Linked DNA regions of Mus musculus: all the other regions are linked to region 3. Evidence: chromatin loops called from intact Hi-C (ENCODE). Cell type or tissue: heart. All regions are shown on one strand.

Evidence for each region. Peaks named below come from ENCODE experiments on the same cell type or tissue, not always from the same donor. Only the 100,000 strongest peaks of a DNase experiment are listed, where the experiment ranks them.
Region 1: it touches region 3 in a loop (1.9-fold over the local background); 4 of 42 quality-filtered maps call a loop at or near these places.
Region 2: it touches region 3 in a loop (1.9-fold over the local background); 4 of 42 quality-filtered maps call a loop at or near these places.

What each region holds. Positions count from the first base shown.
Region 1 is chr4:139,252,380-139,254,879 of GRCm38, forward strand. The region is part of intron 2 of Capzb (capping protein (actin filament) muscle Z-line, beta); the gene reads left to right. Among named protein-coding and RNA genes, the nearest start is that of Slc66a1, 57 kb to the right of the region's middle. In heart, a CTCF peak has its summit at 1,491; a DNase peak (open chromatin) is centred at 1,072.
Region 2 is chr4:139,245,201-139,247,700 of GRCm38, forward strand. The region is part of intron 2 of Capzb (capping protein (actin filament) muscle Z-line, beta); the gene reads left to right. Among named protein-coding and RNA genes, the nearest start is that of Capzb, 54 kb to the left of the region's middle. In heart, a CTCF peak has its summit at 1,062 (motif pointing right); a DNase peak (open chromatin) is centred at 1,041; H3K27ac peaks cover 1,363 bases.
Region 3 is chr4:139,129,615-139,132,114 of GRCm38, forward strand. It overlaps Micos10 (mitochondrial contact site and cristae organizing system subunit 10), which reads right to left and starts at 1,499. Exons shown (of 4, transcript NM_001163006.2): 1 at 1,308-1,499. The coding sequence starts at 1,371. In heart, no CTCF peak of the experiment used is centred here; DNase peaks (open chromatin) are centred at 727 and 1,487; H3K4me3 peaks cover 1,794 bases; H3K27ac peaks cover 2,027 bases.

The DNA of each region.
Region 1 (2,500 bases), 120 kb after region 3:
AGGTCCAAAGGTTCACTTCTGAAAGGCGAGGGCGCCGGGAATTAGATTATCCGGAGAGCTGAACCACTCCAGCTTTTGTGCCTTTTTTTTTTTTTTAAGGGTTCATCTCAAGTTTCTTTTTCTGGTTGAACAATTTTTTTCAACATTAATAACTAATGGAGAAGAGGAAGAGGCAAAGTGGAACCATATGACAGCGCACACGGCCTTGCCTGTGGCCGGAAGCTTCTGATTTGTGTCCGCTTTCATGCGATCAGCTGTTGGGTTAGATAGTAGGAAAACACGCCATTTGGGCAAGAGCAGTGCTGCAATTTACCTCTCAACCGAGCTGAACTGTGTCCCTGTCCCTTCCTTAGACGCTGGCTTGTGTGACTTGGGTCAGCTTGTTTCTCAGGCCCCGTGTGCCTCTTCTTTAAAGTAGAGGTCTCTGGGCCACCAGGATGGCTCAGTGCATAAAAGCGTTGCCACCGAGACTGAAGACCTGAGTTTGATTCCCAGGTTCCACGTAGTGGAAGGAGAGAACCAACTCCCACAAGTGGTGTCTGACCTCAGTGTCTGCACTATGGCACGGGCACTTTCTTAAAAAATGAATGAGTGAGTGGGTGGGTGGGTGAGTGAGTGCGTGAGTGAATGAATATAGTCTTAAAGAAAAAAATAGTCTCTGTGAAAACCTGTCCTGGGGATAAAGGAGTGATGGCAATAGATTGGAACCCATGGTGACAGAACTCGTCTTTTCTATGGTTTATCGTCACTGTTGTCTGGTTTTTTCCATGTTGTCTCTGTGGGTCTTGAACTCAGTGGAGTCAAATGATCCTTCTGAGTCAGCCTCCTGGGTAGTTTGGACTACAGACATGTGCCTGTCCTGCCTCCCATTAAAGCTGCCTTTGCTGTGCTTGGACTGAACCCAAACCCAGGTGAGAATGCCCAGGGCGGAGGCAGGGCCTGTCCCAACAGACGTATAGCGTTACTATTCCAAGTCACTGGAAATTAAGTTGAACCCTCAGCAGCCCGGTTTGGCCAGCACCATTGCTGTTAGATGGACGTTCCACACAAAAGCTGATGGGGGTAGGTCACGTAGGCAGTGTGGAGCGCAGCCAAACACAGTCTATGCTGGCTCTGCTCCTCACAGTGCTGGAGCACGGAGTAGACTCAGGTGTTTGGACCTGGTCATTCAGCTCATTGATCACTGCAGATTCTGACACCCCGAGAGTGTGGCACAGCCAGGGGCAGGAAGAGCTGAGGCGCAGATTTAGATAACTGACTGGCTCACAGAGCCATTGTTTTCCAGCATGCTCTCAGGCAAAAGACCTCAATGCCTGCTCCCATGGGACCCAAGCATAGATTGAGACCCTCAGCAGCTGATGGGACATGGTGCTTGACTGGGGTCCCCTCATGGCTCCCTGGGCACAGTCTCCCGAGTCTCTGCTGGTATTAGGACAGCCAGTTCAGGAGCAATCAGGGTCCTCTGCTGTCCATTGGTGGAACTCCACGATGCCTGGAGAGAAGTGGGAGTCAGGGACAGGTCTGAAGGAGACTCGGGGAATATGGCAGAGTGTTAGATTGAACAACTAAAAACAGCTATCCTGTGTAACATTAGAGGGGTGGTCAAACTGGAACCGTCTTCCTTGTGACTCAAAATTCAGTTTAACTCAGCAGCCTATAGTTTCTGCACCAACTCTCAATGGGGAGGGTTTTTATACAAACTAGCATGTAGAGGAGATGGCTAGTAGTCCAGTGTTGAGAAGGTGGATAGAGGACAGGATGAGGGGCAGGACTGACACATGGTACACGAATGTACACGCATGTGCATGCGCACACCCCATGTGCCTAGGGCAGCTGCTCCCACACTGTATAGCCACACTGTATAGTCTGTACTTGTTTCCAGTGACAGCACAGTGTCATTCTAGACTAGGTTGTCTTTTATCAGAAGAGGGATTGATGCAAACAGAACTTGAAAATATGGCCCAACTTAAGAACTTGTCTTTTAGGGACCTGAGCAGGCAGAGCCAACTAGCTGTCTGTGACCCATCCTAGGTACTTGTGTGCTCGGGCACATCCTATGTCCTGCACGATCTCCATAGTTTTCCACTGTGTGCTGCCATGGTAAGGGCTCAGTTGAGTGTATGTTCTTCTGTGGTTGTTTGGAGGCGTGGGCTTGCAGAAGTCTGGGATTAGCTCTTTAGGGGTGGCTAGTCTCTGGCATAGTTTGCCTGGTTCTGTCCTTCTGTCATTACTGTGACTCTTCAGGCTGGGCTTGGGGCTTTGGTTTGGTAGTGGTGTTATTTGTTCGTTTTGCTGGTAACTTGAGACACTGAGAATTGAATTGAGGACCTCATGTGCAGTAGGCAAGCACTCTACCACTGAACTATCTTCCCGGATGTCTGTTTTCTCATAACACAAGGTCTTAAGTTACTCAAGTAGGCTTGAAACTCACTGTACAACCCAGCCAGTCTTTGAACTTAGGATCCTCCTGCTTCAGCCTCCCAAATATTTAGGACTGTGC
Region 2 (2,500 bases), 120 kb after region 3:
TCAAGTGGGAAGGAGCCCTCCAGTCCAAGTCGAGTTGAGGTTCTGAGGGGCCAACCTGAAATCTGTGTCCACTGGCTTCTCCAAAATTCAGACATCTCCACTTTCTTAGCCTGTCATTGCTCTTCATGGCTGCAGAGCGAACACCTTTGTCCCTGAGTGCCCTGAATCTAGAAACTGTCCAAGGCGGGGCAGGAGATGGGTGGGGTAGGCTGCACAGATTAAATGGTTATTGCAAAGAGTCAGGGTGAACTAGGACACACCAAGCCGTCCCCGGCCACTACCTGCAGGAGCCAGATCTTCCAGACCCATTCCCACGTTAGGATTTTCTCCTTCCAGATTGTTGGAATCCAGACACCCAAGGCCACCTCTGAGGGTTTTTCCCAGTCACAAAGTGGCCCAGTTTCTAGCTTTCTCCCCTCTTGTCGAAGTCTTCTTTTCTTTGAGGCTATTGGAGCACCTCATCTGCTAACCCCTCCTCAGGTTGCTGCTGACTCCGTGGTGCCAGCAGCCAGGCATGGCACTAAAGCTCTGGCAACCAGAGAACTGGTTGGTTTTGCACTTCTTGAAAACAAACATGTCCAGTTGGTGCCCCTTCCTTGCCAGGCCACCTGGTTACCACACTTGCAGCTCAGGCTCCTGCAGAATTCTTAGCCATGTGTTTCTAGGGTGCTGATCTGTTTCAGTATCTAAAATATGAAGTGGGGGTCTTTGGGCACCTTAAAAGTGGAAGCTCCTGTTAAGCTAAGCCCTTGCCCTCCTCATGTGGCCTCAGTTTCCTCCCAGGTGAGATGAGACTTGCACTTGGGTTGGAGCAGCTGTCTGGGTGGGTCCTGGGCGCTTGGTCTTCGTGCGCTAACACCTCCTCAGGTCCCAGAGTCCGCTTTTCACTGGAGAACTATGGCAAGGTTCCGCAAGACTCCGCAGGCAGTCTTCTGAAGGTGGGGACACAGGTACCTGGTCCCAGACTCTCTCCACTGACTGCTAACTTTCTGACTTGGGATCAGCCCCAGCCTGAGTGACTCTAAAGCCTGTTGTCTGCCACATGGTTATGCCTACAGCTGCTCCCAGGAATAGATTTCCCTCATCACTGCAGGTCACCAGCAGATGGCTGGCTCCAAATACAGATGCTGCCACCAGAGAAAATGCCAGTAGGCAGCTGCTCAGTGTGCATACAGTATGGCCTTTACCTCTCCACGCTGCAAGGGGGGTCTGTCCTCCATCATTAAAGAAATGCTGATGGGGAGGGAGGCAGCCGTGGTACCCACGAAGGAGCCTGAAGCCAGGTGTCAACACCAAATGGCCACACTAGCTGGGCTAGGGTGGGCTCCAGACTGCTTTTGGCAAGGTGTTTTGGGAGTTTGGGGCCCACCCTTCTCTTGGGTCAGTGGCCCTCGTCTGGCCAGACACTGTGCTCTGTAATTGGGTGGTTTGCGCCTGCCCCTTTGCTGCATGTGTTTGTAGGCCTGCTGAGCTGGCAATTAAGGCTCATTAGAGACCCTGTCAGTCATAATGTGCACAGAGCCTGCCTGGGAGAGGCCTCCTGAAAGGCTGGGCTGTTGAGCCCTAGGCCTCTGAAATTGGTCTCTGCAAATGATTCTGGATGCTTGGTGTGCCACAGGAGAGGTGTGAGCAGCTCTCTCCACGCTGCAGACTGCCAGGTCCTGGTGGGCCCGTTACCTTTTATGTAATTGAAACCTTTGCCTAAGAGCAAAATTGAAGTTACAGATGGTGGACAAGTATCAGATGGAGGCCCAGAGTGGGGACCTGACAGCAGGCCACTCTAAGGACAGATGCAGAGCCAAACAGGAGACTGGATTGTCCTTAATCTCCATTACCCTTCTTTCTAGAATGTATGGGGACACGTAATTCCTGGTGACTAGAAGCTAGACTAGCTTTCCCAGTTGAGAACACAGCCTCAGGAGGTTTATGCCCAGCTAGGACTGAGCATCCTTCACATAAGTCAGCTGCCCCCACCCCCAGTGTGAGGAGGGTTGTGTGGCAAATGTATTCTAAGCTGAGGCCCTCCTGCCTTCCTAGAGCAGAGACTCTCTGACCTTCCTTCCCACTTGTACAACTTAGAGTAGTCATTGGTAATTAATTGTATGCTGTGACTTCAAGTCTCTAGTTCCCAAGGAAGCTCCTGCTGGCTCCTGAGACCCCCATAGGAGATAATGGTGTTCATTCTTCCAACTCCTGAGTGTGTAAAGTAAATCCTGCCTATGTGTCAACCATAGGTGAACACAGCACCCCACCCCACCCCCCAGATTCCCAGACTCTGGAGGCAGGAGCTGTACACACTTTGCAAGATGTGCAATCAGAGATGAATGGGATTCAGTGTCTCCTGGAACTGAGTTGTGTGACTGGGGACATCACCCTGCAGCCAGTGAGTTGGTCTGAGTTAGCTGGGTCTTAGTACCCCACCCCCACCCCCCAATATCTAGGTGAGTCCAAGATCCTGTCTCATGCCCAGGATCTGTTTCTTCAGGTGTCCCTGTTCTTG
Region 3 (2,500 bases):
GGGGCGGGGGGGAGAGAATGGGATCTAAGTTTCAACAATAAATGTTAGTATAGAAGAAAGAGTCGGAGGAATTGGAGAGACAGCTCAGTGGATAATAAAGCCCCTGGCATAAAAAAAAAAAAGACTTGAGCTCAAATCCTCAACACCCATGAAAAAATGCTGGGGAGGGGGAGAAGGCCGATCAAAACTCAATGGGCAGCCAGTTTAGGCAAACTGATGCGCTCCAGTTCCTGTGAGAGTCCTGTGTAGTGGTGCACACCTTTAAATCCAGCAGAGAGTGTCTGAGTTCAGGGCTAACTTGGCTGACATAGTTTTCCTGGCCAGCCAGGTCTCCATAGTGAGGCACTGTCTCAATAAATAGGGCAAAGAGCTACTGAGGGAGGGAAGCCACTCATCATCGATCTCTGGCCTACACACCAATAGCTGCAGACAATCAACAAGAGAAAGATGGAGTGGACGAGGATCAGCAGAGAGCCTGAGAACCCCAAGGAAGAAATCCTGGGGGGGGAGGGATTCTCAACTATGCCACATTATCAGCAACGCGATTTCAGGCAAGCTCCTTCACCGAGCTCCAACTCACGACGAGACAGGTCATTTCCGAGCTACCGTGGCGAGCAGCGCGCCTAACATCTGCATCACCATCACTATTATATGGGACACCCCCGCCCCCCGAGCCTCCTTCCCCGACCCCGTGACCTCACAAAGTGTGTCGTCACAGGACGCGTGTCCAAAGAGACAACCTGGACTACCGAGGGGGCCGGCGGTGGCCGCGATCTATCTGACTGCGGCCATTCTTCCGGAGAATAACCCCCGGCTCCAACTGCAGACCCGAGGCGGGTTCGGATCAATGAGGCCGGGCACGACCGCAATTGCCAGCGCGGCCCGACGGAGGCGGTTAAGCGCCTTCTTCTATGACCTTCTTCCGAAGGCCGCTTGCTCCCGGCTGGGGAGCCGTCTGCGCTCCGGCCGGCTGCTCGCCTAACCCGGGGGACATGGGGCATGGAGTGACAGAGTTTCCCGGCGCGTCCCGCACGCCTTCCCACTCCCGGAGCACCGCTGCTTCCCCGGGCCTGCACCTCCAGCCACCTCGGAAACTCCCGCGCCCTTCGGCCCGTTGTCCTCGCCGCCCTCGTCGCCCTCGTCGCCCTCGCCGCCCCGCTTGACAGTCGTCACCTGTCAGCGCCCCGCAGCTCAGCGCGCCCCGCCGTCCAGACAGCAGCAGGCCGCGGCTTGACCCCTGCGGCTTCCCGTCCGCGCGCGGGCCGCTCGGCTCCAGCCCAGGGCCTACCAGAGGCAGATGAGCTCACCTAGCTTCACGACCGTGTCGGCCATGCACCGGTCCCACTTTCTGCCCAGCTCGGACTCCGACATGTTCCTCACTGGCAACTCCAGCACTCTTCACGGCCGGCCCCCGCGCTCCTACTGATGGCAAGTCTCGCGAGAGCCGGCCGCCACCATAAGCTTCCGGCCGGAGCCGGCGCGCCAAATATCGCGGGATCACATACGTCGTCCCTGGCTTCCGGCTTTTCTTCGCTCGGTCGTCAAGGTGACAGGTTGCCTGGGAGCCGGAGGTGACCCTGACCTTGGAGATAGCGGAAGGGAAGCGAAGACTGACTACATCCAGAGTACAGAAGGCCTTGTCTTTCCTGGGTTTTTCATATTTGTACATAATTATTTTGGCCATTGCCCTCCTCCCGTTCTACTGTTGCCCTCTTTCATCCTCCATTTTATACCTACTGAACCCCATCTTCCTCATGTGTGTATGTGTATATATGTGTGTATGTATATGTATACATGTATATATATAAAATATACGTATATTATATATCTATATTATATATAATAAAACATATAACAAATAAAATAATGTGTGTGTGTGTGTGTGTGTATATATATATATATATATATGTTATATACTTTGTTTTTGTTTTTGTTTTTTTTTTTTTTTGAGGCAGGGTCTCTCTGTGTAGCCCTGGCTGTCCTGGAACTCACTCTGTAGACCAGACTGGCCTTGAACTCAGAAAACCCCTGCTTCTGCCTCCCAAGTGCTGGGATTAGAGGCATGTGCCACCACTGCCCGGCATGTTATATGAGGGTTTGGTTTTGTTTTCTGTTTCTCTGATTGTCTCTGTTTTGTTTTGTTTTGTTTTTCAGAGACAGGGATTCTCTGTGTAGCCCTGGCTGTCCTGGACCTGGCTCTGTAGAGCAGGCTGGCCTTGAATTAAGAGATCTACCTGTCTCTGCCTTGTAGGGCTGAGATCAAAGATGTGCACCACTCCATCCACAGTTTAATTAGGGTTGTCTGCATGGCCACAGTCGGGGAGTATTTATTTGAGCATGAACGACTTCCATTCAAATGGATTTAAAAACAACCCCCCACCCTGCTGCATTTTATACAGAGTGTGTGGGTGCCTGCGCATGCCCTATAATGGCACATGTGGGAGTCAGAGGACAGCTAGTGGGAGTGGGTGCCCCTCCACCCTGTGGGTGCCAGGGACTG